Regions from separate parts of the Homo sapiens genome. Here regions 2 and 3 are each linked to region 1. A link is a loop called in an ENCODE intact Hi-C map of the cell type or tissue named here. Cell type or tissue: MCF 10A. All regions are shown on one strand. Each heading gives the region's core, and the rest is flanking DNA. Links, peaks and the distances in the headings are about the cores only.

Region 1 (10,538 bases), core at 1,261-9,260:
ATTCTAATATATGATATATTTTGAGGACTACTACACTAATGCTTACCAATTCTGAGCTCATTTTTCAAAATAAAGTGAGATTGGTATAAAAGAAATGTAGTACTCTTTTCTAGGTCATTCCTGCTACAGAAAAAGTAAGAGTGAGTTAACAGTAAGCCTCTGTTAATAACATAAAATAACATCTGAAATTTTTGGAAAATGAACTCCATGAGAGTTAGGCTTCCAAATACATAAATGTATACATTCAGACATACCTCTAATAATTAAATATTCTTTGCCAGGCACAGTTTGAAAGCTTTTCCACAGTTTGAAGCCTCTTTCAATCCTCAAAATGAATTTATGAGGTTTTTTTTTTCTTTTCAACTTTTATTTTAGGTTCAGGGGGTACATGTGCAGGCTTGTTACATGGGAAAACTCTGTATGTCATGGGGTTTTGTCACCCAATTAATGAGCATATTACCCGGTGGGTAGTTTTTTAATCCTCACCCTCCTCCCACCCTCTGCCCACAAGTAGCCCTGGGTATCTATTGTTTCCTTCTTTATGTCCCTGTGTACTCATTGTTTAGCTCCCACTTTTAAGTGAGAACATGTGGTATTTGTTTTTCTGCTCCTGCATTAATTCACTTAGAATAATGGCCTCTAATTCCATCCATGTTGCCACTAAGGACATGATGTCATTCTTTTTCATGGCTAGGTAGTATTCCATGGTGTATATGTACCACTTTTTTTTTTTTTTCTCTTGAGATGGAATCTCACTCTGTCACCAGCCTGGAGTGCAGTAGTGCAATCTCGGCTCACTGCAACCTCCGCCTCCCGGGTTCAAGCCATTCTCCTGCCTCGGCCTCCCAAGTAGCTGGGACTACAGGCGCATACCACCACGCCCAGCTAATTTTTGTATTTTTAGTAGAAACAGGGTTTCACCATGTTGGCCAGGATGGTCTTGATCTCCTGACCTCGTGATCAGCCCGCCTCGGCCTCCCAAAGTGCTGGGATTACAGGCATGAGCCACCGCGCCTGGCCACCACATTTTCTTTATCCAGCCTACCATTGATGGGCATCTAAGTTGATTCCATGTTTTTGCTATTGTGAATAGAGATGCAGTGAACATGCATGTGCATGTGTCTTTATGGTAGAATGATTTATATTCCTTTAGGTATATAACCAGTAGTGGAATTGCTGGGTCAAAAAGTAATTCTGTTTTAAGTTTTTGACAAATCTACAAACCTTTTTTCACAGTGGCTTGACTAATTTATATTCCCATGAGCAGTGTATATGTGTTCCCTTTACTCTGCAACCTATGAGGTATTATTAACTTCCCATTTCACAGAGAGGAAAACCAAGGCCCAGAGTTTAGTAACTTTCCCAAAGTCATAAAGCTAGTTGAGAAACAGTAGATATTTTAACCCAAGCAATTTAGTACTTCATGTTTTCAAACACTACTTTATGTTGCTTATTAAAGAAAAATTCTTTTATCCTTCGTAAGGTTATTTTGTTTTTAAAAACACAAAGGTCTCATCATAATCAGAATTTTGAACATATATGTACAACTTGAAGTGTCCCCTGTTGTGTTATATTTAATCTTTATTTTCCTCCAATTTAAACTAGTTAAATTGAGGATTAAGGAGGATATGTGGCCTTTCTAATTCCATATCATTTTTATACTGTTTGAGTAGATCTGTTTTTTGATTAGAATGTATTTTCTCTTATATTTTTAAAAATACTCTTCACTGAAAAGTAAGTTGCTATTTATTTTAATGCATACCAGAAGAGAGAAGGTGGTAGATTTTTATTTCATGCAGACACAGTGGCAGTAAATAAATCATTCCCCCCTATCAAATATAAAAATCATATTATTTACAAACTGATTTGCTTACCATAATTTTATCTTTTAAGGCTGATATACAGAAACTTCCTTTACAATATGTTTAATATATTTGGTGTTTATAAAAATACTAATGTCTACTAAATTAGAAATAAATTGCTAATTGAATTATTACACAGATTTAAAGTGTATTCTTTGTTATTACATGTGTTAACACAAATTGCTTTGCAGTGTATCATATGTAAATCTGATGCAAATTGACATGAGCAAATATTCAGTGGATTGTCTGGACCAGTTATTCAGTTATTGTGAAGAATTTTTAAAATGCCAATAGAGAAAATGTTTCTCAGTTAGTAAATATTAAAATTAGAAAAACATTTTTAAAAAGGTCATCCTTCCATCCACCCATTTTAACTGCCTTACCTTAAAAACATTAGCAATTCCTTCTTCATAGTTCAGTGCAAAGACATTTGAAAATACAATTCAGTATCTCAAAAGTACTGTGAAGGTAAACTGCCTCTTGGGGATTCGATCACCATTTGATTTAATGTTGACTGTTTAATCATATTATAAACTTGTCCAACAGGACTGCATAATTGCCTTCTTAGCAGAAGAAAAAAAAAAAGTAAACAGCTTACCTTGCAACTCCAGTTTCTTAAGAAGCCCATTACATTCCTGAAAACATCAAAAGATTTGTCAGCACTTCCATTATCAATCTCCATTTTCTAGAGTTGCAAGTTGGCTATGAAATTTTACTCTGGGATTAAAATTGACATTTAATATGTTGACCATGGAATAGCCATGATCATGCCCTGGGAAGAAGGGTCGGGAAAGAGGGCGGGGTTCTTTTGCCATGCCATTCACATTAGCTAAATTGTTATTTCTCAAACTATAGTAATAATTTCTGCCATTATTTAGTACTTCATGCTAGGCACACAATATGCACTATATTTAATTCTTTTTACACACTTCAACCAAGAAGGTGATATTATCCTTGATTTGCAGGTGAGAAAACTAATGCCTACAAGAGTGAAGTCATTTTCCAAGCTCCCATGTTTAATCAGTAGAAAACTGAGCTCAAATACAAGTTCAGAGTGCCATGGAGCTTCCTACTACAGAATTGCTGATTAAACTCGCCCATGTGGATGGGGTACGAAGGAGGGACAAGAGCTAACAACGAAAAATGGGATCTTTACAATTCAGCAGCCAACCTACTTCACCTCAATTGCCAGAGGCGACTGTCTCATTCCATAGCCAATTATAGTTCCCGTGGATATTTTTGCTGCCTCTCTTGAAGGGAAAAATTATACTAATAAGTCAGGATTAGAAAAAGACATTCCACTCATTTGACAGCTTGCCATATTTCCGTAACAAACAGTGATTTGATTAGAGAAAATGAGGTTGGGAAATAATCACTTTGATACAAAATATGAACTAATTGGTGTAGGTGTTTTCATTAAAAAGAAGTTCACTATAGTTATAATTCACTAATTTAAATAACAATTGTCTCCCACTTATGTTCCTTATGAGTTCTTGAGCAAAAGCGAGTAAATAGTTTCTCACAGAGAAAGTCTAGGCACCTGACATCTAGACTAATATGACAGATCACATTGCTCAGCATGTTTGAAATTCATTTTAACTTACAAATACATCTAAAATCATTTTGAGAGTAAGTGCTGAATAGTGTTGATGGCTATGCTAATTCTGTGGCATCTTGACTTTGGGGGTGAAAGCAAATTTCAGAGGCAAGAGGAATTGTATTCCTGTTTTAAAAGGCAGACTGGTATGTGAGCCTAACTGAAAATTTGATTTCTGTTTATTATCTTCCTACTTTTGCAATTATGGCCATCAACATTATCAACATCAAATATTTATTGAGCATCTCCTAGGTAAGTAGTGCTGTAAGAGTTGTCCTCAGAACAAAGTTAGGCAGAGCCAAATCTTCTCAATACACCCAGTTTGGCCAAAGCTTGTTGATTTGATCTTTTAGCCCGTCATTATGATTAATTGCGAAGCGAACAATTGGAATGACTAAGCAGTAATCAGAAGAGAAACTTAACAGCAAGAATAACCAAATAGCCTCCAGCCCAGTCTTTTAAAATTGGATACATTTGACTTCACATCCAGGCTCCAGGATGTTTTAAATCTGTTAAAGAGGCAATACCATAAAATATTTCATTGGCATAGGTGTAAAGATAACCAATCGTCAATTACACTGAAACTGATGACATCTAAGGTAAAGTTAATTTTTCAATTTTTGATTGAGAGGATCAATTCAACTTATTAGAAATATTTACATGATATTTAGATAATAGGCATAAACTTGATTGTCTTTTATTCCCACATACTGTCTGTTATTCAGTAGTGGCTGAAAGGGAATGTGTATAAAACAAAAATTCTAACAGCTGTTTTCAACCCCACAAACTGGATGATCTTACTTACCTGAGGGAAGGTGAGACTCAAAAACATAGTCATTTTTAAAAAGGACAGTCATCACTGAAAGCAGTAATGCTTCAGCAGAGATACTTAATCAGGAAAGCAGATCGTCCCCTCCTGGCCAAACTGCCATCAGGAAGCTTGTTCTTAGTAAGCAGGATGGTTCTCAGAGCTGGAGCAGCAGACAAAACTGGGTTGAATTTATATTCCTTCTTTTTTCCTGAATAAAGACCTGCTGAAAAGTTTAAGTAACTAGCCACTTCTCTCTTGTCTGCTTTGTTGTTGTACTGTAATAGTTCTCTGATAATTTTCCGAACCCTGTAGATCAGAGGCCTCCCAGGAAGATTGAGTGGGTTGATTAGGAAGCCCCAGGTTGCTGGATTAAACTTAAAATGCCTCTAATCCTAAAATCCATGTCAGGACAACTTGTCTTGTGCCATTTGGCATGTCTGTGTCTGACCCTCCTTGCTACTTTGCATGCATTATCAATTCTCTTACTAAGTCAGAATTTTGCTTTGACTTACAGAAAGCTCACATCTGCTTTTAGTTGCTTTAATTCTGCTTTTGTCTCTGCCCGAACTAAGTCTTAGAGAACTTCCTACTGCAATTGGAAGAGCTAAACTTTAGGACAAGTTTGTGTGTGTCTGCCTTCTTGCTGTTATAGCTGAAAAGGTCTTGGTTGCCTTACTGAGGTGTCAGAAACTGAAGATCCAATTTCTACTTAATTTCCCCAGAATGGTCTGACCAGAAATGGTTATGGCCTCAAAGAACCACAGAGGGGCGGCAATTATCCATTTTGGTGACACAGAAGCTCCAATTCTCTTAATATAAAGGAGGTGGAGTGGAATGTGAGGTGGGTTACAATGGTATTTAGCACAGTGGAGGCTGGCTAATTGCTCACCAAACCCATTTTCTCTTCTTCATGGGAACATATCAATCCACATTTCCCAGCCATCTTTGTAGGTAAGTGTGGCCATATAACTGAGTTCTAGCCAACAAAATCTAAACTGACTTGATATGGACTATTACCATGTTGGGCAGATAAAATCTTCCTACCTTGAATTCTCCATACTCTTTCCCTATTCCCCAGGCTTCAGACAAATACCAATGGTGACCTTAAAAGCCACAAATTGAAAATGGCAAACTCAAAAGATTGAACAAACCTGAATTCGTGTTCACCATTTTGGGAGGAATATGGAGCCAATCGGGAAAGTCTGTTGCAAACTTCGTATGAATGAGAAATAAAGTCTATGGTACAATAACAATTAAAGTTGGGGTTCATATTTTTAAACAGCTGTTATTATTTAAAATAATAGACTGGGTGTGGTGGCTCATGACTCTAATCTCAGCACTTTGGGGAGCCAAGACAGGAAGAATGCTTGAGTCCAGGAGTTTGAGACCAGCCTGGGCAACATGGTTGTTACAGGTAGTTAGGCATGAGCAGAGCAGAAAAGGAATCCCTGCCCCTCCAGCCCCCACCAGGAATGACAGGCAACCATCAGGTGATGGTTCACCAGTTATCACACTGCCTCTCTAAAAATGATAATTGGCAGCCTGCACCAGGGAGAGGCAATTCCTGACGGTACACAGTTGTCACACTAAAGTGATAATTGATTGCAGGCGCCAGGAAGAGGCAGTTTGCCAAACACATAAAAACACTTGAAATTGGTAATCAGTTTCCAATAAAATCTCAGGAATTGGGCAAGTGAGCGCAGTCATATGCATTAAGAGATAAAATGACAGAGTATGACCTGCTGAGGGCCCAGAAAAAGGGAGGAAAGCCTCAGATGGGTATATGTACAACTTCCTAAACACACTGTGCATGCTCACCTACCAAATGTAAGGAGGGCACTGTGCATGTGGGGAGCTCACCCTTAGGGAAGAATAAAGGGAAAAGGCACAAGATATGGGAAGTGGGCCAGCATATAAAGTCCTAGGATCAAAGATAAATGGGGTACTTGTCCTTCAAGTCGCCCACTTGGGTCTCTTTCAAGTGTACTTTTTCTTTTTTTCCTGCTGTAAAACTTTTTGTTAATAAACTTGGACACCTGTTCTGAAACATGCCTCTGTCTCTTTTTTTGCCTTATTCCCCTCAATCAAATTATTTCTTTTGAGGAGGCAAGAATTGAGGTTGCTTCAGACCCATATGGATTCATCACCAATAACTCAGATACCTTCTACCACTAACATGGTGAGACTCTGCCTCTACAAAAAAATTAGAAAAATTAGCTGAACATTGTGGTATACACCTGTTGTCCTAGCTACCTGGGAGGCTAAGGTGAGATTATTGCTTCAGCCCAGTATGTTAAGGCTGCAGTGAGCCACATTTGTGAACCTGAACTCCAGCCTAGTCAATAGCATGAGACAAGGAAAGAAAGAAAAAGAAAGAAAGAAAGAAAGAGAGAAAAAGAGGAAGAGAGGAAGGGAAAGAGAAAGGAAAGGAAGAAGGAAGAAAGGAAGGAAGGAAGGAAAGAGAAAACAGAAGAGAAGAGAAGGGAAGAGAAGAAAAGAAAAGAAAAAAAGAAAAGAAAAGACAAGGAAAATAAAAGGAAAGGAAAGAAAAGAAGGAACTGCCAAAGAAAATTGTATGGCATTGGTTTATTGGTCACGGAGCAGATGAAAAGGAAACTATCAGAGACTTGAAAGATGGAGACCCATGGGATGCAAGACTTTTGGTGAAACAACTGTTAACTATGATACTTAGAAGGCAGATCAAGTAACTACTGAGCTTGATTCCTGGGGGAATGATTGGAAGTAGTCAGTGTGTTGGCATTCCTTTTGCTTTTTGCAAAATATTACAAGAAAGAAAGGAATTGAGAAAAAAAATGGCCACTTTGCAAGCAGAAGTGAAATAAATGTAGAGAACCCAAAATCTGGAGCTACAAATTATAGGAAACCTGCATGCCCAAAAGAAAGTGATAGGATTTTAAAAAGCGTCCGGAGACAAGGACCAGATAAAGTTTCTCATGAGAACAAAATGACTGAGACTGTGGCAAAAATCAGATTACACACGTGAATTCCTCCCCTTTTACTTTTGGTAGCCTGAAATTCATAACTGACCACTAATTTGAGGAAAGTAGGGCATAAAAAAGTAAATTTGGCTTAGCATTATGTCTAGAAAATAATTTCAGTTCATTTATTGGCACATGGAATTGACTAGAAACAAGTGAGTTAGAAATCTACTCAGAGTTTGAGTGAATTTCTTTGTGAAAGAAATCCATAAACTTACTTCCAAAATGTCTTAGACAATTTGACACTAAAACAAAGAAATAGTTGGGTTCCCCAAACTGCATTAAAACGAAACAGTGTAGTAAACATTGGCATAATCCAAGGCCCCTTCAGATGTGACCACAGAGGAAACTAGACAATGAAAACCAGGAAGATAGGATTTGTTCAATCACACATAGATGATCAAACAAAACCCATCATAAGATAAGAAGAAGGATAGGGATGTGGATAGACAGTTAGGTGGTCACATACATATGAAAAAGCTAGAAATAGAATATGTTAGTCCTATTGACACCTAAGGCCAAAAACATGGAGACTTTGGTCAAAATATGGCTCTGATACTTAATCTCTCCAGATTCATATCCCTAATTTCTGGCATTCTATGATTATCTTGTCGCAATGGAAATACCATTAAATATCACTTGAATTTTAAAATATTGCCAGATGGTCTACTGATCTACTATATGCAAAAAAATCAAAAGCCTCCTTTAAGAGTAAAGAATATGATGTTCTATGTGTCTCTTCTCCAAATCTCCTTAACAGTAGGGAAAAAAGAGAAGATAATATTGAAGAAGAAAACAAACACAACCTTTTTATAGTGAGATTTGATTTCCCCATGGTTAAGTTGATTTGCTGAAATAATACTGTAGTTGAAATTCATTGATATATTGATTGATGCTATATTTCATGTAATAATTTTATATTCATTCTTTTTCATGTAATCTGTTCCCCCATCCTTTTTTATAACACACGCACTAACTAAACCAAATTTTTTTATTTTAAATATTTCTGAAAGAAGTAACATTATCAGTGACCCTGTTGATCTAGCCAAAGACTATAATCATTGACCTCTCTCATTCACTTTCACACCATCGGATCAATTACCAGATCTAGTAAATTCTAGCTCCTAAATTTCTGACAAATCTAGTCACATCTCTTCATTCTCATTTCACCTCCCTTCACAGGAAACTTTATCACTCTTCTATGGTAATAGCTCTTTAATTGATCTCCCAGTCTCTATTCTTACTCATTTCCAAACAATTCTCCACTCTGAAGTCAGAAAGATCTTTATAAAATGCAGTTTATCACATCACTTCCCTGATTAAATTATCAATGTCTCAGTATTGCTCTGCAGATAATAACCCCCTTTAACATTGCCTACAATGTCCTTTGTGGTCAATTAATTGCTTATCTCTCCAATCTTACCTCACAGGCAAAAATATCTCACAATCAGTGTTCCAAATTTGTTAAAATACTTTTTTCCCACATAATGCTCACTCTCACTATTAATTTTACAACTTTGCACCTGCAAAACTTTTTGCTGAAGCTTTTCTCTCCTTCATACTTTACATTTTAGAAGTTTAACTCCATTCCTGCTTAATGTCTCAGCCATTCTTCGTCAGCCTCAGCTGGTGGCAGGTGCTCTTTCTACATATTTGCACAACCTCCTCCTGCATTTACTCATCATTACAGTCCTTATGGCATGGTAGCTGCCTGTTTACCCCTATGTATCATCCTTTTTGAATGAAAAGAAAGGATCTTGCATGGCAAACTTGCAAAGCATTTGCTCTGCATAGTAAATTGTAACTAATTTTGCGTTGAACGAATGAACAAAAGGTATTTATGCAAGTGTGTCTATGCACCATGTGGAGAGGATCTCACAACAATAATTCACTTTAGAAATTCTCTGCTTATGAGGCCCCGGGATTGTGTTGGGAGGTATAAATATCAATCAGTTCTATACGCTATAGATTTGAGAAGTTTTAAACTCCCCAACCAGAGACCAAAAATTGGGATGAAGGAAAATCACTTGTTCAGTTTTTTTCTCACAAATATTATGTCAGCATAAAACATGTTTTTCAAGACTGAGGATAGACGAGCAAGAGCAACACTATGAATGTATGACAGATTATAGAAAATTGGGTGATTGAAAAGAAAAACCAGAAGATATGAAAGAAGAACCCATAAAATTATGGCAGAAACAGAAGAAAGTAATGATAGAAGCAATAGTAATATTGCATCGGTAAGAATAAATACTCGCCATTTTCAAAAGAGCTGAGGAAGATGAGCCCTCCCTGAATTTAAGGAAGAAACTAAGACAAACTGAGGATTTTTTCCTTAAGCAATGGAAAAACATCAAAAAATGAATGAATAAAATTTTAGAAAAGGCTTTTGAGGAAAATGAAAACAAGTAGCAGAATTTAAGATTGCATTATTTGTAACAATGAGCACGGTTTTTGATGAAGAATATATAGCCAGTTATGGGAACCAAAAACTGAGACAGTCCCCCAAGGACAAGCAGATAGAAGATAATATAGCAAACTAATAGATATATAAGATCAAGAATGAGAGACAGCATACAGATCATTGATATTCACAAATGAAAGACCAAAATATTGCACCACAATAAATTTATACACGCACACAAAATTCAAATTTACCCAAAGAAAAACTGAACAGCAACTCTATCATGTTACAGGGGAATACACAACCAATATCTTCATGTTTCATTCAAGCAGTCAAGTATCTCCAGGCACTTGAAGAAGGGTTCTAAAATTATAGTTCAGAGGCTTAGACAAAGCCTAAACATCATCAAAATGTAATATACTCAGAGCAATATGAGATGAAGTAACATCAATAAAATACCAGATGTTTATTAAATAAAAATGTGCAAAGAATAAGAAGAGCTCTGCATTTTTTAAAAAAACAGAAAAGTGAAAATTTTACACATACAGATACATATGTAAGATATATATTTAACAGAAGGATTAAAGTAGCTCAAAAAGTGATTAGCAATATTAGAGAAAAGAAAAAAATGGATCCAGCTATGAGCAAGAATCTGAAATATTTTGCATTTCAGAAAGAGAAAAAAGCAAAAATTTGTGGGAGCAATCATAAAAGGAGCAATTCAATAGTTTCTTTGACTTGAAGAACTTGAGTGCCAGATTAAGAGAATCCACAGAGTATCCAGCAGGAGAAAGAAAAAGACCTACACCAAGATAAATCATTGTGAAACCTCAGAAGGAGGTTTTGAGGGATAGAAGATAACAGA
Region 2 (10,538 bases), core at 1,501-9,500, 1.1 Mb after region 1:
TTTCTTTACAAATCAGCATGCATTTGCGAAATACTTCAAAATTAAATCAAAGCTGAGCTCAAATTACAGACGAATTACCTTCCATACAACCTTATTGTATTTAATAAAGTCCAATTTACCTTGGACAAAATGGTGTGTGTGTGCGTGCATGCGTGTGTGTGTGTGTGTGTAAGCTGACAAAAGTCATTACAGGAACAAAGGAAAAGGAGTAGCCAAGAAAACCTAAAATACTAGGAAGAGAGTACAACCCATGAGCAAGAAAAAGCAATAAAAGTGGAGAAAAAGAGAGGGAGGAGAAAAACCACAAAGTATAGTAAGTCTACTGCTGTCACAATTTGTCAAATATTTTTTATGACTAAATTTCTCATTCTGAGATAATTAACATTTCAGGTGAAAACTGGTATGAGTAAAGGAAGAGGGATGGTTAACAAGACTGCAACCAAGTTAGGTGTTGTGCTGAGATCTACTTCAGGAAAAAAATGGAATGAACAGTCTACAATTACCATTATCCCAATTTGGAATTAGTAAAATGGCTTGATGACAGTTAAATAAGCTCCGTGTTTAATACCCAATAAAATAAAATAAAATAAAATATTTTCTTTAAAATTAATGACATTGAAATGATATAACATATCTATTTAAATTGATACATTTTTGAACAAAAAATAGATTGTTAAATTTGTTTTTTTGACAATCAAGATGATTGATTTTAAAAAGAAATTCTGATGCCAATCTTAGAAAATACTGAGAGAATTTAAAAATGTATATGACTTCCTCACCAAACTACAGATTAGTATGTCCTGTTGCTGTTTGCATCCCATCTGTGAATAATGTGAAGAAATACAGCTGCTTCTGAATTAAATACTCTTCTTCCTAATTTACATCTTTATTTCACTAGAGAAATGATTAAGAGATTTTTTTTTAAAAGCACTAAAACAGATGTCATTGAGAATGACCAAGTTTTACAACCTAAGTTGTAGTTCATAAAACTAGTAAAAAAAATGAGTTATATATCCTTCATTGACTCAATCACTAAATGAATGACATGAAATATATACAGAGACCAAAGAACGCCTTCCTTCCTAAATTGTGTGTATTTGTATGCGAGTTTGTGTATATGTGGGTTGCCTTCTAAAGTAGAAATACAAATACATCAAAGAGATTCAGACTATGCTTCTTAAAAGTTAATGCATATAGCAAACTGATAAAACCAATGATTGATCTTTCTGTTCCTAATATTTTACTCACAAACCCTTCACACTAGAGCTGATTCTTATTAAAATAGATCTGCTCATCTTTTCTTTTTACATTTTTCTTGCTCAAAATTATTTGGGAACTCCTCATTAAAATATATTTTGTAGGCCAATTCTTTGATCTTAAAAACCCTAACAAAATGAGGTACCAATATATCGTCTCATTTTCCACTACCTCACCATCTTACTTAGCCACAATGTCCTCTCACTTATCACTCACTCATGTTATTCTTGGTGCTCCAATGCTCTTCTCCTGCTGTTTACTTTCAACAGAGTCATCATTCAAAGGTCAACTCAAATGCCACATCTGTGAATGCTCCTCTAATTTTCTCTACTCTGTCAAAATTCACACATTCCTTTGATTATCACATTTTTTGTTTATTCCTTATAACATTTAGATAATTTATCTCATATTAGTGGTAATTCTGTAAATCTGCTCCATGTAGTAAAACTAAGTCTGCATCTTTGTCAAGTATTTGTGCCCCTGTATCCCACACAATTGCTCATTCAATACATTCTTTACACATCAATGCGTATATTCATAAGGAATAACAGCTACCTGTACAAAAATGATTTATTTAACAGCAGAAGCTAATAAATTTAAGAGGAGAGAAACATAGCTAAATTTATCTTAACTAAATTTAGAAAGTAGAATGTTTACAATCAGGCCTTGCATCCATGAGTAGTTTTTGAGAAGGTGCATTTTATGTTAAGAATTATACTTTAATTCTTTCATTTCTTAATTTCAGGCTATTTTGAATTGTATAACCAATTAGATTTCTCTAATAAAAAGAAACATAAATAGCATATATGTATTTTTATATCCTTGATATTCTTTTGGTAGTTTATAACTTGGTACTTTTAAGTGACATCTTAATAAATTTTCAAATTTAATTATAAATTGTTAAATTAAAAATGACCTATAGAATTTTTTTTGCTTCATTGTAAGGATTAGTATATATTAATAAACTCATACAAAGACTTTCAAATATTCTCTTTTACACATAAGGAGAAATTGCACTTGAAGGTTTTTTTTTTCATTTGATGAATAAATTTAGCCATTAGAGTCTCTAGTCTTATTGTCTTTAAATATATGTGTCAAAGCTGGAAATTTAGCATAAACCTGAAGCCTTAATAGTTGTTATTTTACAAAGTTCTATTACCAGTTATGGAACACTGACATTTGAAATATTTTGGCAATGCCAGAAGCACCACTATCATTAAAAGTACCCTAAAAGAAACAAGGATAACTTTCTTTATTGACCTAAAAAAAGCTTTTCAGAAATCATTTTTCTAACAAAACTTTGTATACATTATTGTGTCAAATACAATATTTAATGCACTAATAAGCTGAAGAAACAAAATATAACTAGGTTTACGTAAATGTCATTAAAAGCACTAGAAAGTTTTATATGACAAAGCATTTAGTATATTTCATTGATTTTCAAATATAAGCATTTAATAAAATGTTATAAGCATTTAATAAAAATAAAAATATATTATCCTCAATGAGGTAGAAAAATGCATTCTAAATATTCATTTAAATTATATTTTCATTTCTTAAGCAACTGACTTTGAAATACTTTCCTTGAAAATTGAGGCAAAAGTTTCTATAACATTTCCCTGAAAAGCTTTAATAGTGAACAATTTTATTCCTACAAAACATATTTTATTTGAATATATACAATAAAAATTACATAAAGCTAACTTCAAAGACTAATACAGTTATTTTATGTAAGTAACATTAGCATTAGTCCAAAAATAGATATTTCTAAAAAGTATTGGGAGAGATCCTTAGGTGATATATAATTCATTATCATGCAGTACAATTTTAAAGCAAGTTTTTAAACTGTTTGAAACAATGGTGTCTTTGTGGATATAAATAAAGTATTTGAAAATCAATGAAATATACTAAATTCTTTGTCATATAAAACTTTCTAGTGCTTTTAATGACATTTATGTTAAACCTAATTATATTTTGTTTCTTCAACTTATTAGTGCATTAAATATTGTATTTGACACAATAATGTATACAAAGTTTTGTTAGAAAAATGATTTCTGAAAAGCTTTGGGTCAATAAAGAAAGTTATCCTTGTTTCTTTTAGGGTACTTTTAATGATAGTGGTGCTTCTGGCATTACCAAAATATTTCAAATGTCAGTGTTCCATAACTGGTAATAGAACTTTGTAAAAGAACAACTATTAAGGCTTCAGGTTTATGCTAAATTTCCAGCTTTGACACATATATTTAAAGACAATAAGACTAGAGACTCTAATGGCTAAATTTATTCATCAAATGAAAAAAAAAAAACCTTCAAGTGCAATTTCTCCTTATGTGTAAAAGAGAATATTTGAAAGTATTTGTATGAGTTTATTAATATATACTAATCCTTACAATGAAGCAAAATAATAAACATGACACTTTTAAAATTTAACATACTTTTATCTTAGAAAAATAGTCTGCCATTTTATAAAAGAATATATATAATTTCAAACATATTGTAAAATAGAAGTATTTTCACTATGTATAATGAAATGAAATTAAATGCCCAAGTTTTAAATGGCCAGATGCTTCGTGGTAACTATACTCAAAAGAACCATCTATCATTTATTGCTCCCCACCTGGCCAGTGTTTTTCAAGAGGCATCCTGCAATTAGAATCCCAATATTTGGAATTGTTTCACTCATTATTCTTATTAGCTGCTTTAGCTATTTCAGTAGTTTTATGGGGGCAAAAATGATATGTTGTAGTTTTTGTTGACAGTCTTTACAGAGTCATTTTCTAACAAAATATTTTTTAAATGTATGAGTTTGTGTGAAGTAAAATTTTACACCAAAATAAGTTTATATAAGAGCAATTTGATATCCCCCATTATTGAAATGACAAGCCTGTAAGACCATTGCATTATTTGTGATATAATGTGGTCAATTATGGTTCATCATTTCTTAGTAAAATTGAAATGATATTTCAAATTTTGAACTCTAGAAAATACATTTAAGATGAAACTCACTTTCTCCAAATTTTCCATCATATACATATATAATTAAGATTTTTATATTTTTATTCAAGATCTCAGTGCTACCCAAGTCTGTAAGAGCTAAGAACATTAAACCATTTAACAAAATGTTGTAAATGAATGATGTGCAAGACATTATAGTAAGCATTTTGTATGACACAAAGGCAAAAACCACATGGTTCCTACTCTTAAAAATTTCAAGGTCCAGTTAACAGTATCAGTCACAGAAACACTGAATTAATTGGTAAATTTGGCAACAAACACAGAGTGGGAGAGAAAACGAGAATTAAAAATAACTGTTCTATGAGGATCAGAAAATATCTTAAAAAGGAAGAAGAGGCATCAAAGAGAGAATCTTATTTTCATAAGTAGAGAAAGAGGTGATAAAAATTTTGACTGAACTATTTAAAAACTCAGACATTTATCTATATATATTTATACACAAATGTTAGAGTTTGAAATATCACACCCAGCTGTTAGAAGACATCAAGTTTACACTTGCAAATTATAGAAATGTTAATATTAGAAAATTTAATTTTCAAATGTTCAATTAGAAATAAAAATAACAAGAACTAGACAATAAAACAAAATCATCACAAAACCATAACCTATCTTGGAAGGGTTTATGCTTGAGATGTAGGGTGAACAGAATAAATTTGGGAGGTGGAGCAAGATGGTCAAATAGAACCCTTCAGTAATTGTTCCCCCTACAGAAACACCAAATTAATAAACACCTATCATGTAAAAAGAAAACATCTTCATAAAAAACAAAAATTAAGCTAAGGGATCACAGTACCTGGTTTTAGCATTGTAACAAGGAAAGACACAATGAAGATTATAGGAAGGACAATTTCAACAGTGCCTACACCACCCCTCTCTCATCCCCAGGCAGTGCAGCCACAGCAGAGAATCTGTGCCTTTAGGAGAGGGACAGCAAAGTGATTGTGGAATATTGCATTAAAACTAAGTGTTGCCTTGTCACAGTAGAATACAGTACTGGACAGAATTCTGCTGGTGCTCATGGAAGGAGCATTTAGACTGGCCCTGCACCAGAGGAGAATTGTCTTCTCTGGCAGAAGAAACCTGAGTCTTGGCCCATTTCACTACCACCTAACTAAAGTGTCCTGGGCCCTAAATAAATGTGAACGGTAATCAGGCCATAGGGACTGCAGTCCTTGGGCAAGACTTGGACATGTGGACACGGGGTACAGGCCAGCATAACACCAGCTGTGGTAGCTATGGAATTGCATGCATCACCCCTCCCCCAATTCCAAGAAGTACAGGGTGCAAAGAAACTTCTATCTGGGGAAAGGAGAGGGAAGAGTACAATGGACTTTGTCTTGCAACCAGATACCAGCTCAGACAGAAAAATAAAGAACCAGGAAGAATCCTGAGGCCTCCAGTTTTAGACCTCTGCTCCCCAATGGGAATTCTAGGCCCACACCATGCCAGAAAGGAATCTGCTGCCCTGGTGTAACAGAGTCCTAACAGGATTCACCACCTGCTGACTAAAGTAGCCTTGGACCTTGAATAAACATTAGCAAAAGCCAGGCAGTAGCAGCCACAGGTCTTGGGTGAATCCTGCCTGGTACTATGTTGGTCAGGGAGGTTCTCAGCTTTGTGGGTGAGCCAGTGCCGTGCCAACTCTGGGAGCCACATCAGCCCTGTCCCAACTCCAGGCAGCCTAGCCAGAAGAAAAATTTCTTATCCTAGGGGGAAAGAACTGGAAGAGAATGAGGGATTTTACCTGGGAACCATGAAATTTGCTCTTATTTTCCCCAAATTTACCATAGCTGTGTATCTGAGCGTCAGCAAGAGTCACAACGTACCTTGACTTAGAGTGCCCCCCAGTGTTGAAACAGCTGCAGTGACCACAGGCTTAGGGAACTTAAAATTCAATTCCCTTAGGATTTGGGGAACTGCCTTTCTCCAGGGTGGGTTAAAACAAGACCAGACTACGAAGATTGAAATAAACACCTATCTCTGTAATGCCCTGATATTAATGAAAATTTACAAACATCAAGAGGTTCCAGGAAATACGATCTCACCAAACGGACTAAATAAGGCAACAGTGACCAATCCTAGAGTAGCAATGATATGTGACATCTGAGATAAGGAATTCAAAATAGCCGTTTTGAGGAAGCTAGATGAATTTCAAGATCTCACAAGGAAAAAATTCAAAATTCTATCAGAAAAACTTAAAGAGTTTGAAATAATTTTTGAAAAACAGGAAATTCTGGAGTTAAAAAATTTAATTGATAAACTATAAAATGCATCAGTGTCTCAACAGCAGAATTGATCAAGCAGAAGAAAGAATTAGTAAGCTCATAGGCTATTTTAAATTATACAGCTAGAGGAGAAAAAAGAAATTAATTTTTTAAAATATGCTTACAGGATTTAGAAAATAGCCTCAAAAGGGAAAATTTAAGTGTTATTGATCTTAAAAAAGATGTATTCATATAAATAATAACAGAACTTTTCAAACAGAGAAATATATAAATACCTAGGTACAAGAAAGTCAAAGAACACAAAGAAAATTCCACCTACATAAAACTGCCCCAAGGTATATGATAATCAAACTCTCAACAGTCAAAAACAAAGAAAGGATCCTAAAACCACCAAGAAGAAAGAAGCTAATAACAAATAAAAAAGCTCTGATATATCTGGAAGGAGACTTGTGTGGAAACTTTACAGGCCAGTTGAGAGTGAGATGATGTACTTAAAGTGCTGAAGGAAAAAACAAACAAACAAACAAAACAAAACCAAAAACCTATTCAACCAAGAATACTGTATGCAGCAAAGTTTCTCACCAAATATGGAGGTGATATAAAGGCTTTTCCAGACAAACAAAAGCTGAGACTTTTTATCAACAACAGCTCTGTCCTACAAGAAATGCTGAAGGTTTAAACTCACAGGTAAAAGTAAGTAAACAGACAAATTCAGAATGCTCAAATATTGTATTTGTGATGTATAAACCACTGGTATCCTTAGTATGAAGACTAAAAGACAAACCTATCAAAAATAATAATAACAAGTTGTTAATAGAGAGACAACATAAAATATATGAAGAGGGAAAACAAAAAAGGTAAAAATGTAGGGGACATGAAGTTAAAGTGTAGAGGTTTTTTTTTTTTTTAATTTTCTCTTTGCCTGCTTGTTGTTCTTTAATTTTCTTTGTAATCAGAGTTAAGCTGTCGTCAGTTTAAAATAATTGCTTAGAAGATTTTTTTGCAAGTCTCATGGAAGCCATGAAGCAAAATTCTGTAGGAGATACACAAAAAATAAAAAATATATATTAAAACATCCTTCCAGAGAAAATCACCTAGAAATCACCTACAAAGAACACACACACACACACACACACACACACACACAGAAAGAAGGAGTTACAAAACAACCAGAAAACAAACAGCAAAATGTCATTAGTAAGTCCTTACCTATTAATATTAATCTTGATTGTAAATGGGATAAATTATTCAATTAAAAGGCATAGAGGACCTTAACTGATTTTAAAAGAAAGATTCAATTATATGATGCCTACAGTAAACTCATTTCATTTATATAGACACACATAGACTTAAATGAAGGGAAGGAAAAATATATTTTATGCAAATGGAAATTTTCTAAAAAGCAGGAATAGCTATGCTTGTATTAGATAAAATAGATTTGAAGTCAAATACTATAGAGACAAGAAAGTCATTATATAAGGAGATAAATTAAACAAGATGGTATATAATAGTGTGTGTGAACATGGAAACACCCAACACTAGAGCACTCAGATATATAAAGCAAATATTATTAAAGCCAAGGAAAGAGAAGACCCAAATACAGTAATAGTTGTAGACTTTAACAACCTACTTTTAGCATGGACCCGTCTTTTGGACAGAAAATCAACAAAGAAATATCATACAATAGATCAAATAAATGTAATAGACATTTACAGAACATTTCATCTCACAACTGCAGAATGAACATTCTCATTAGCACATAAAATGTACTCTAAGATAGACCATATGTTGAACAAAAATAAAAACAACAAAAATCTCCATAAAAATAAAACAGTTAAAATTATATCAAGTGTCTTTTCTGACTGCAATAGAGTAAAACAAGAAATCAATTTAAAAAAGAACTCTGAAAACTGTCCAAATGCACGAAACTTAAATCACATGCTCCTGAACAACCAATAGGTCAACGAAGACATTTTAAAACTACATAATTTTTTGAAACAAATGAAAATGAAAATACAATATACTAAAATCTATGGGATACAAAAAAAGCAGTACTGAGAGTTTTTAGACTAAATATCTACTTCGAAAAGATAAAAAGATTTCACATAAACAACCTAACCATGCACCTCAAGGAATTAGAAAAGTAAGAACAAACCCAAACCCCAAGTTAGTATAAGAAAAGAAATAATAATGACCGGTTCAGAAATAAAATTAACACTAAAAAATAATACAAAAGATTAGCAAAATGATGGGTTTTTTGAAAAGATAAACAAAATTGACAAACCTTTAGTTATACTGAGAAAAAGAGAAGACTCAAAACACAAAGTTTGAGATGAAAAATGAGATATTACAATTGATACAACAGAAATTCAAAATACTTCTAGAGACCATTATGAATAAATATATACCAATATATTGAAAAGCCTAGAAGAAATAGATAAATTTCTAGATACACACAACTTACCAAAATTGAACCATGAAGAAACAGAAAGTCCGCACACACCAATAACAAGTAATGAGATAGAAGCAGTAATAAAAAGTCTCTCATCAAAGAAAAACCCAGGACTTGATGGCTTCATTTCTGAAAACTACCAAATACATAAAGAAAACCTGAGACCAATTCTACTCAAACTATTCCAAAAAATTGAGGAGGACAGAATACTTCCAATCTCCTACTATGAAGCCTGATACCAAAACCACATGAATACACTACAACAACACCAAAACCACCAGCCAGTTTTACTGATGATGAACATAGATGCAAAACTCCTTAACAAAATACTAGCAAACTGAATTAAACAACAAATTTTTTAAAAATCATTCATTGTGAACAACTGGGATTCATTTCAGGGATGCCAGAATGATGGTTCAACATACACAAATCAATGAATATTAATAACATCAAGGATAAAAACCATAAGATTATTTAAGTAGATGCTGAAAAATCATTGAATAAAATTTATCATCTCTTCATAATTAAAACTCTCAACATATAGAAGGAACACACCTCAAAACAATAAAGGTCATATATGACAAATCCACAGATAGCATCATACTGAAGGTGAACAAAAACACTTTCTTCTATATCCGAAACAAGACAAAGAGGCCCGCTTTTACCACTTTTATTCAACATAATACTGGAAGTCCTAAACAGAGCTATTGGACAGAGAAAAAAATAAAGGGCGTCTAAATTAGAAAGGAAGAAATCAAATTGTTCTTGTTTGCAGATGGTATAATCTTATATTTAGAAAAACTTAAAAGACTCCACCAAAAGAACTATTAGAACTGATAAATGAATTTGGTAATATTAAGGATACAAAATCAACATACAAAACTAGGCAGTATTGTTATATGCCAACATACTACCAGAGAAAACATCTTTTTCTCCGAAAAAGACATAAAATAAGCAATCTCATTTATAATATCTACCAAAAATTAAAATACCTAGGAATAAATGTAACCAGATAAGCAAAAGGCTTTTACAATAAAAACTGTAAATTATTTATCAAATAAACTAGAGGGCACCCAAATGTAAAGATTTCCCATGTTAATGGGTTAGAAGAATCAATGTTGTTAAAATGTCCATACTGTCTGAAGCAATGTACAGATTCAATACAATCTCTATCAAATAGCAATGACATTCTTTGCATAAATAAAAAAGTTCTAAAGTTCATATGAAACAACAAAAGACTCAGAAATAGCTAAAGCAATCCTGAGCAAAAAGAATAAAGGTGGAGGCTTCACATTACCTGACTTCAAATTATATTATAAAGCCGTAGTAGCCAAAACAGCATGATAATGGCATAAAACAGATACTTAGGCTAATGGAACAGATTAGAGAACCTAGAAAAAAATCCACTAATTTTTGGTCAACTCATTTTTTACAAAGACACCAAAAACATACATTGAAGTAAAAACTGTCTTGTCAATAAATGGTGCTGGGAAAACTGTATATTCATATGTAGAAGAATGAAACTAGATCTCTATCTTTCATCATGTATAAACAGCAAATCAAAATGAATTAAAGGCTTAAATGTAAGA
Region 3 (10,538 bases), core at 797-8,796, 400 kb before region 1:
CAAATTATTTATGATGCTAATTCTATTATTTCCTGAAATAATTTTTACAGAAAAGATTCATAGCTCTTTTAAACCCATATATTTTTATTTTATTCAAATATATCAGCATTATTATTCTCTCACTTTAATAAAGAAAACTGGGACACAATCAAGATGAAGTAAACTCATAAGCTATTGAGATGGATGGTAAATTAATGTGTGGAATTCATGTATGACAATCTGCTATTTTCTGATATTATCAGGAAAAGCAATCTTTCAAAATGAGTATGTATTTTCATCAAAGGCCACTTCTTTAATTAAAGTGTAGTTTATCTTTAAATATTTTAGTTTTGCCTTTTGTCCTGATAGCTCAATATAAATTACTATAAATTATTGCAACACTTACTTTCAATCAACAAAAAAAATTATTTCTGTTTACTTTGGTCCTTTGAAGATACGCTTGTTTTAATTTACAATGTTTTATTCCCTGCAAAACTCTAGGTGATCTTCAAAGTGATCAGAACTATTATTACAGCATAAAACATAAAAGAAAATGCTGTTGTCTTAGAAACAGGTTTTCCTCTGTTATCTTCCTGTAGAGGCACACAGGCTGCCAGTCACATACAGCATTAGCACGGGCTTGGGAGAGCACTTTATAAGCCATGAGAACATTCTATTCTTTTCATTTATATCATCATGTTTTCTATCTCAGAGGATGAATACAATTTTTTAAGAAGCCGTGAGATAAAATGTGAAACCATTAATTTTCTTTTAGCCTTTCATCAACCATGTATTCCCATGCATGAGATGCAGCATCAGAGACTGTAGGCTCCAAAGGACACACTTGAGAAGATTTCTGAATAATGCAATGATATTAGGAGATCATGATTGAAACCCTTATCACTAGCGAACCTTCAACAACATTTAATGAAAATTACTGAAGATGCAACAACCATTCAGAGAATGATAATTGAAGGCACTAGACATATTTCAGCCATGATATGTTTAAAAAAAAATAATGTCAAGAAAAGTAGGTCAGAGATCATAGGAAACAAATGTCCTTTTTTTTGGAAGAAATTTCCACATTGAAATGATCTATAATGTGTTAGATACTTGTTATTTGGACACATATTAACTGAGTACCTCCCACTTGCTAGATGCAGTTCTAGACACCAGTAAACCAGCATTTAAAAAAAACACAAAAAATAAAACAACAAAAAAATCCTCTGCCCTCATGAGATTTGCACTTTTGTGGAAAGAGAGCCAGTTACTCAATAAACAAAATAAGTGGGTTGTCATCTAGTGTTGAGATATGGGAAGGATAAAGCAGCAGGGAAGGTGCTAAATCCAAGAAGTAAGATAGGATCGGGGTGTATGTTTTGGGGATAGAGATAGAACTGACATTTTAAATAGGATGGTTTGGGAAAGCCTCCCTGATAAGTAACATGTTCGGAGAGAACTGAGGATGATGGGAAATAATTATGCATAGAAGATACTGTTTTTATTCATATGGAAACATAACTGATCTTTCTTGAAATATTCACAATTGAAAGAAAACTCGGATTTCACTTCATTTTCATTATGATTTTTTAATAGAATCATAGTATTTATACTGTTACATACTGGGTAGACTCAAAAGGCACAGCATTTCAGTGTACACATAGAGAATTGATTAAATACATCAAAAGATAACATTCTGCAAGGTCAAAGGCTTATTGCCTGATACATAAACACATTGAAATATAAATATGTTGAATTCCATTTTGCAGCATAGAAAGGTATGTGCATATGCATAGGTGATGCTTTGCAGTTCTTTTATTTCATACTACTTTCTTAGATACTGAAGATGGGAAAATATATTTGGAGTTGTAGTTGAATTTCTTGTGTTCAATAAATACACAGAAGGGCATTAGCAAACAAACAAACAAAGAAAGCATGAGGATACTGTTTTTGAGTCCTGGCCTTGTCTTTAATCATTTCAATGGATATTGGTTTCACTGGCCCTTACATTAATCATTTCTTAGCAAAAAGAAATGAGCAATACTAGTGGCGCTATTTTGTAAATAAGAATGAGGATGATAGGAAGGTTAAAAGATTTGCCTTGGGCAATTCTAACTATAAGTCTCTGGTAAAGCCCTTAGAAGAAGCTATTTGTCTTAAATGACAGTTCTGAGTTTTAACCACTAGAGTTCAGAGTAAACTAAGCTGGAAAGAGTATAGAGTACATTTGTACTAGAAAGATAACAGGACTGAGAATCAAGAGATTTCAATTCTACTAGCATTTGCACCACTAACTATTTCTGTGACTTTTAGAATTTGTATTTTTAAAGTTGGAAACCCATTTATCAAAAAGCATTTAATGAGAACCTTTTCTATACCAGGTACGGCATGAAGGGTTGGTAAAGTTATGTTCCGTACCCCCAAATAGCTCATATACTAGTAGAAAAAATTAAAAATAAAAATAAATGACAAGGCATTGTGCTTAGGACTATGTAAGAGGTAAGTAAAATGTGATATGAAAGCAAGAAGAAGGATGAACACTTAAACAGAAGTTATAATGAGAGACATGGCTTCTCAGATACCTGACTGCAAAGTACCAAGCTGAACGAGAGTTGGGGTTGATTGATGCAGAAAAACATTACAGGAAGTTCAAAGTCCTAGAGTCAAGATAAAAAAAATAGATATATCATTATTTCGGTATGGCTGGATGATAGAGGATAAAGATGAGAAGGATAAAAAAAAGCGCTAGATTTTGAAGCAGAAAATGCCTGTTTACCCCATAAAACAGTTTTGCTTTGGACCTGAACATAGAGGAAATTTTGGAATGCCTTTAAGCATGGACAAGACTTATTGTATGTGAAATTTACACACACAGGTCATACACAGGCAAAGTAAAAACTTCATTTTAGAGGAGTCGTGAGGCTGTGACAGTAGTCCAAGAGAAAAATTATGAGGGCCTGAACTAAAATCGTGAGTGCAGAATAGACTGGAAAAGATCAATTTAAGAGATTTAGGAAGTAAAATCTATAGAATTCTATAAATGCATATGAGTGGGATAGAACAATATACAGTTAGTATAATTTCAGGGAGTATCGTAGAAAAGGTAAAAGTTTTAGAATCAGCCAGTATTGGAAGAGAATGAATTCTAGATTTATCTTTAGTCTCCTCAGCTGCATGTCTTTGGGCAAAGGAATAAGTTAGACCCATTTGGACGAAGAATACTAAAATCCTGGTTCACTTTTATTTGAAGGTCAGAGGCTCTGGGATAGCTTATCTCCAGGGTTCAATCTCATCACAGACTCAAAGTCCCTGCATCTTCTACAGTTATCCTAAAGACTGCTTTCCTTCAGAGATCTAAGATCACTGGGACAACTTCAAAAGATATATCTAAATGGGTACACATGGACATATAGTGAAAAAATGGACATTTGAGACTCCAAAACATAGGAGGGTGGGAGGGAAATGAGGGTTGAAAAATTACCTATTGGGTACAATGTTCACTGTTTGGGTAATGGGTACACTAAAAGCTCAGACTTCACTACTATACAATATATCTATGTGACAAAACTGCACTTTTACCCCCTAAATCTATGAAAACAATAAAGAAGTTGTTCTATTCCTGGTGTTTAGTCTTAGGAATCCAGAGTCCTGACTGTCCCCCACCAACCCCCTTCTTCTGCATACCTCCTATTATACTGAGATGACCTGGGCCATATACCCACCCCTTAATATAATATAATAATTAGGCAAAATGAAATTTAGTAGTGGAGCTGAGCAGAAGGTCAGTCTTTCCTGATTCAAGTGTTAAAAAAAAAATCCAGGCTCTGCTCATTAAAGGAAGGGTAATTAATGTTTATGATACAGCCCCTTCTACCATGGGGTAAGAATACAAACCTGGAAAAAGTGTGTGAAAATAGGGAGGCAACACTGATTTGTCAAAATAAAGAGATGGGCCAAGATTCTCTGTGTGTATGTGTGTTTAGAGGGGCAAAAATGAGAAGATGAGAAGACAGCATAAGATGAAAGATTAAATAAATGTTTTAGAGAATATTTAATGAGAATCAAGCATAACTGTATTCTATTTATCTTCCTCCTCCATTGAGTATTCATTTTAAAGTATTATGGCATTACTATTTTCTAGGATTATGGCTTTTAAAATCATTTGATTTTCCTCTTTTGTTACTTTCTTCATTATTTGCCTAAAACAGAAGGAAAACAGCATTTCTGGTTTTTATTCTAAACAGCATAAAGAGGTTTCTAAGAGTGAAGCGGGTCCAAGGGAAACATAACCCTCTTAGATATAGATGTTATTGCCATTAAATTACTCCTTTAAGTAGATGTACATATAGGAGATACAGTTAATTTCACATGAAGATGGGAAGGACCACTAAGGTAATGAACTTTATTGAAAGTGCTTTTAATGCCATTATACACGTTTGAGAAGCTTTCAGAACAGAGAAGACCACTGAGTTGATAAAAGAAGCATTTAGTTAGCAAATGCCTTCGTGCCTCCCTGCTCACCGGTATATTTGCTTTAGAAATGAATGTTACATAGTAGATACAGACTTGCTTCTTTAACTCTTTTCAGAAATAAAGTGTGTGTATGTGTGTGCGTGTGTGTGTGTGTTGGAGGGGGTGGTGATCAGTGTCATGAAGTACGCAAGGAATACATTAAGCATGGATATGTGGATTGCATAATTTAAAACTGTCCTGGGGCATCCTTAAATTATGCATAGGTTTTGTTTTCTTATTTTACGTTTTTAGAGGGAAGATACTTGATTCTGCAATTTCTACACTGTTAGCATTATCTAAATCTCTCTCTCCGTTGAATGCTAAGCATCCATAAGAAACCATGCCATCTGCTACTCAGAGTGTTTTCCTAAGATGCTTCCAGGTACTCATCTTTCCTCAAACCCTGTTGTTTTGTGAAGACACATCAACTTCCCATCATGTATAGAGCGATTTCGTTAGACCTCACATTTACTTGTGTCAAAACAATGGCATCGACCCATTCAGCAGCAATTTGGAAGTGTTTTAATAATTTGTTGCTTTATTTTACAGTATTTATTTTGTGTCATCATTTAAAATCAAATAAAGACAGGATTCAGTAATTCTACTGTTACGTGTGAGTTTCACAGATCCTGAACTTTCTTTCCCTCTTTCCTCATGTTTCAGGGCAAGCGCCACCTTCTGTGGCTGTGCATACTCTACGCTATAACATGAGCTGTAGGTTTTTCAAAGCAAATAACCTTCATTTCACTCACAAACACACTCCAAGCTCGCCCTCCACTTTTGAATAGTGTACAGCTAAAAACCGATGGTTAAAGAAGAAAAATAAACTGTGATAATCTGGAAATGAAATTGAATATAGCGATTTTATTTTCTTGGGTCACTTTGTTTTGTAAATCAGCAATTCAGAGCGCTGCAATTATTTATCAGCACAGGACATTGTCTTTAGTAGTTTACTGTTTAGAGGTCTGGCTTCATTAAAACATTACTTTTAGGTCACTTTTAATTACTATTTTTGAGGACATGGGGTATATGTTTATATTGTGTCCTTTTAATGTGAAGCCAAAGTTTAACAAGTTGATATCCCAAGTCCTACAGACGTTTTAACATTTTCCAATGATTGCAGCTTTTACTTTACCGCTAGGTGGCAGAAGAGTTTTAGTTTCTGGTGCTGCGCTTTCGAAACTTCCACTAAGCACTCAGCTCATTCCCGCAGCAGCTGAGGCTGATATAAATGTATAAACAAGCAGAAGCTATATATGAGACACACCACCATCATTAAAGCATAAAGCAACAACTTTAAGCCAAGTTCTCGGCTTCCGATGGTCTGGTGAAACCAATGCTTTGCTGATGGGCTGAAGTAGAGGAAGGAATCCTGAAAAAAATGACCGTTTCCTGAGGTTAGGCTTTGTATGTGTGTTTCTGTGCCATTGTCCAGGACTAGTGCGTCCAAGGGAGACAGCTGGCAACTCACATATCCATTGCTGCTTGGAAGGATTTCTAATGTTTCCACCTGACTCTGCTATGGGCATCGTTGCCTGAACCTTGTAGGAAGAGGAGCAATAAAGCAACATAAAGTCAAAGAGCAGCTAAACATGGAAATGCTAAATTTGTTAGATTGAAAAGCATACAGCTTGAGGATTCTTAACAGTGAGAGGTTAGATACAGAGTTAAGTAGGAGTAGAATTTGAAAGCAAAACATTGTATTTGTATATAGAAATATTTGCTAAGTTGATATCCAGGCCGTCACCCAGAATATATGAGTTTTTGCAACATATGGAATATTAACAGTAAAGTCAGGGCGATTCTTTGGTCAAGCACAAAGAAAGGTACTTGCATTTATAGAGTATATTTTATGAGTTGTGGAGAGGGGATTTTTTTTTTTAATCAGACCAACCATTGTATTTCAGAATAAATAAAACCTCTCCACTTAGGAAAGCACAAGAGGTATAAAAAGAAAGGAAAAAGTGTGTGCTCCCATAGGTAGGGGAGAGGCACAGCAGCTGCCTTCTTCTGGAAAGGCAATAATCCGTAGGTTGTATTCTAAGTTGACCCACCTACATCTGCCATCGCAGCCGGCACCTGGTGCAGGATGAATGACATGCAATACTCCCCAAATGTCACTGTCCAGCCGTGTCCACCAATTAAAACTAATAAACATTCCTCCCCATGCTGAAGATGTGCCGCCAGCCCAGCGAGCTGCAGGGCCGGCGATGGCAGAGCATAATAACTGCAGTAGCAGCAGCAGCAGCCAGAGCCCTGGGCAGCAGGTGCACTTGGCCGGGAACAGGGAAGGGCACAGTGTGGCGCTGGCATTGCCTGCTCACATATTATGCAGGCAGAGCTGAGTTGTTTACAAATTGATAGCAGAGGGGATTTGGTTGGAGAGGGAGCAGAGCACAAACACACTGTACTCAGTGCTCAGAGAAACCTGAGAGGGGTCCTGTGCTGGCTGCTTGGGTGCCAGTCACCCTAGAAAAAGTCCTCTTTCTGCCCCCCTCACTGCACACCTTAGCAGGTAGTACAGGCTCAGTTGCACAGGCAGGCAAGTACACCTGCCAAAAAACTGAAGGATTTTCAGTGTTGAGAACCAGAAAGCTTCTTTCTTTCTCACTAAATGTGCCTCTTCCAGGTCATATGGACATGCAAGATCCATCTGGATATAGCTTGATAATTGGAATACAGAAAAGATGCAAAATTTAAGAAAGGTCTTAAATGGGAAAAAAATAAACCTTCAGGAAGGAAAGGAGCTTGAAGTTAGGTCTCGGTATCTACTGGGAGTTAGGGGTTTTAGTCACCCCATTATGCTGACTCTGTCTGAAATGAGTCGGAGAGTCCTGGGAGTGTGGAGTGGCTGTGTTGGGGTCAGCACGTGGGGCTCAGTAATGCCAGCCTTGAGGGGGATCGAGTGGAGGGAGCAGGATGGAGGATAGAGCTTTCCATGTGCAGTTAATCATGGGTGATGCTCCCACTCAACAGTGGGGCATCATGGGTGAGTTTTTCTCAGTTTAAGTGTTATTTCTACCAAAGGAAGGAAGGATGTGTCCTTTTTCCACCCTGTCAGCAGTGCAGTAACCTATGTCAGTCTTTGTTTTCACCTCTGCTGATTTCAACGACACTCTCTGGCAATGTCAGTGCTGTCAGTTTAAAGTCATGTTTCTTCCTGTGAGAGCTGTTTTGAAAAGGGACACCTGAAGGTGTCATTTTCCTGTGGTTAATTAACCTTGAGACCAGAAGCACACCAGCCAGGCCCTTAATTACATTTGTGTGTAACCCTGCAACCACAGGGTGATGAGGGGCCACTTCCACTGCTGTCATCTCTCGGCCCCACCTGTCTGACCCATAATCTAGGTGATTGTTATACAACGATTTCTGTCCTCGACATGGGTTGTTGTGCATTCTGAGTTCAGATGGCAGCGTTTTGATTCTCTGAGTGAAACCTTTTGGCAGGTGTATTAGGACATTCTTGCATGGCTATAAAGAAGTACCTGAGAATGGGTAATTTACAAGAAAAGAGGTTTAGTAGGCTCATGATTCTGCAGGCTGTACAGGAAGAATCACACTGGCATCTGCTTCTGGGGAGGCCTCTAGGAAGCTTACAGTCATGGCAGAAGACGAAGTGGGAATAGGCATATCACACAGCAAAGGCAGGAGCCAGAGAGAGAGAGAGGTACCACACTTCTAAACTGCCAGATCTAGCAAGAAGTCACTATCACAGGGACGGCACCAAGGGGAAGGTGCTAAACCATTCATGAGAAATCCACCCCCATGATCCAATTACCTCCCACCAGGCCCTACCTCCAATACTGGGGATTACAATTCAACATGAGATTTGGGTGAGGACACATATCCAAACTATATCAGCAGGTACATGCAAATTCTTACAGTTGAAGAATTTCTTTAACAATTAAAAAAAAATCAAAGCTAATTTGCCTCTCTCTTCCATGGTTGCTTGACCAAAAACTGGAAAAATACACATTTGTAACTGTGGTGGTAGAAAGCAGTGCTGCCACTCCTTTTATCCTTTCTAAAATTGAGCCAATTCCCTAATTGATACCCCAGCCTCTCCCTGTTCCACAATCCGGGTGAACATAGCTAAATCTTTTTTCACAGTGTTAGCTGCCAAAAAAACATTGGATTCTAGCATACTGGGTCTTGAGCAACAGGGATAAAGTGGCTTGAGGCAGGGATCAGGATGGTGTGGAGGAAATAGGGAAGACAGTGGCAGGTGGTTGTGTTGTCAAATCAGAAAACGTGGTAAAGAAGAGGAAGGAAGCGAAAGCTGAAGATAAGCAAGAGATGATGGCCTGGAAGTTCAAAATATAAGCAGGGAACATTAATCCAGTCTAATGATCTGTAGAGCTGGATCCAAGCTAAGGTTTTAGATCACAAGAAGCCGGGAACGTGAGCCAAGGACACACACACAATGGTTGGTTGGAATCTGAATACATGGACTAAGGAAGTAAAGTGTGAAGCAGAAAAAATCAGCAATGGACACTGCCATATCCAAGTGACTGCTCTCCTTATGTTCTTCTCTGTCAACTTAAAACAGGTTCATTACTCAGTGAAGAATAAAACAGGAGGCCAGACATGGTGGCTCACGCCTGTAATCCCAGCACTTTGGGAGACCGAGATGGGTGGATCATCTGAGGTCAGGAGTTTGAGACCAGCCTGGCCAACATGGTGAAACCCCATCTCTACTTAAAATACAAAAATTAGCTGGGCATGGTGGCAGACGCCTATAATCCCAGCTACTCAGTAGGGTGAGGCAGGAGAATCGCTTGAACCCAGGAGTCGGAGGTTGCAGTGAGCCAAGACTGAGCCACTGCACTCCAGCCTGGGCGACAGAGCAAGACTCCATCTCAAAAAACAAAACTCACACACACAAAAAAAAAAAAAAGAAAAGAAAGGAAAAATAATTTTACACTTGCTACAAGAGTGGAAAATAGAAAAGGATTAACAAAAATTAAGTCTGCCTAGTACAAACTAATCTGATTTTGGATTTTCCTGTGTAACATTGCCACCAGATTTGTATTAATTTTCTGCTTAAATACATCCAGTGACAGGCTCCTTTCCAGTTATTGGTAGTTTCTGAATATTGACAGTGCTTCCTCATGTTTATTCCAATATAGCCTCCAAAGAGCTTCCACTCACAGGCCTTTGATTTGATTCTGAAACTATGTAAAGCAAGTCTATCATGCCATCATATTTAAAATACAGTCTTCCCTCTCAGTATCTATGGGGGATTGGTCCCCTGACCCTCACGGGTAGCAAAATCCATGGGTATTCAAATACCTTATGTAAAATGGCATGATATTTGCATATAACCTACACATATCCTCCTATATACTTTGAATCATTTCTAGATTATGTATAATGTGTAATACAGGGCTCAAACATCACTTCATTCTAATGAATTCAACATAACTCTCAGCCCAGGAAAAATTTAAGTTTTGCTTTTTGGAACTTTATGTAATTTTTTTTTCAATCTGTAGTTAGTTGAATCCATGAATGTGGAACCCATGTGTATAGAAGGCCAACCATGATTAAAAAGAGGGTTCATGGCCTTTTTTTTTTCTGAATGGAAAACCCACAAAAGCAAAATATTACCTTTAAAAGTTTTATTTTTAATTCTTATGAATATGTAATAGTTGTACGTATTTATGATACGTACATAATATTGTGTAATATTGTGATACAAGCATAGAGTATGTAATGATCAAATCTAGTGATATCCATCACCTCAAACATTTATTGTAGCCCATTATTTAACTCATTAAATACCTCATAAATGCCACGCAGTTTTCCAAACTGTAGAAATACCAGAAGGAATAAGATGAGATCTTGATTGTCTTGCCATCTGTATTCTTGCTCTGGAGATAGGAATATGTGTATTTCTCATGGTGTGGAATCATCAAAAGCTATGAATAAGTTGTGTAGGAAGTTCTGGGAGGACACAGAGAAGGGCGAGACTAACTCTGGCTTATGTTTAAGGAAGGAGTCAAACCTTGGAGGATAAGCAGGACTTCGGTAAGCCTAATGGTGGAGAG

What was found. Peaks named below come from ENCODE experiments on the same cell type or tissue, not always from the same donor. Only the 100,000 strongest peaks of a DNase experiment are listed, where the experiment ranks them.
Region 2: it touches region 1 in a loop (31-fold over the local background); 3 of 110 quality-filtered maps call a loop at or near these places.
Region 3: a loop joins it to region 1, with 8 times the contacts of the local background. A loop is called at or near these places in 3 of 110 quality-filtered maps.

What each region holds. Positions count from the first base shown.
Region 1 is chr13:54,180,924-54,191,461 of GRCh38, forward strand. No RefSeq gene overlaps it. Among named protein-coding and RNA genes, the nearest start is that of LINC00458, 53 kb to the left of the region's middle. RefSeq lists an enhancer at 4,799-5,458. In MCF 10A, for the core only: a CTCF peak has its summit at 5,051; no DNase peak of the experiment used is centred there.
Region 2 is chr13:55,239,385-55,249,922 of GRCh38, forward strand. No RefSeq gene overlaps it. Among named protein-coding and RNA genes, the nearest start is that of MIR5007, 70 kb to the left of the region's middle. In MCF 10A, for the core only: a CTCF peak has its summit at 6,126 (motif pointing left); no DNase peak of the experiment used is centred there.
Region 3 is chr13:53,776,957-53,787,494 of GRCh38, forward strand. No RefSeq gene overlaps it. Among named protein-coding and RNA genes, the nearest start is that of LINC00558, 33 kb to the right of the region's middle. RefSeq lists a silencer at 5,578-5,872. In MCF 10A, for the core only: CTCF peaks have their summits at 2,296 and 5,625 (motif pointing right); a DNase peak (open chromatin) is centred at 5,665.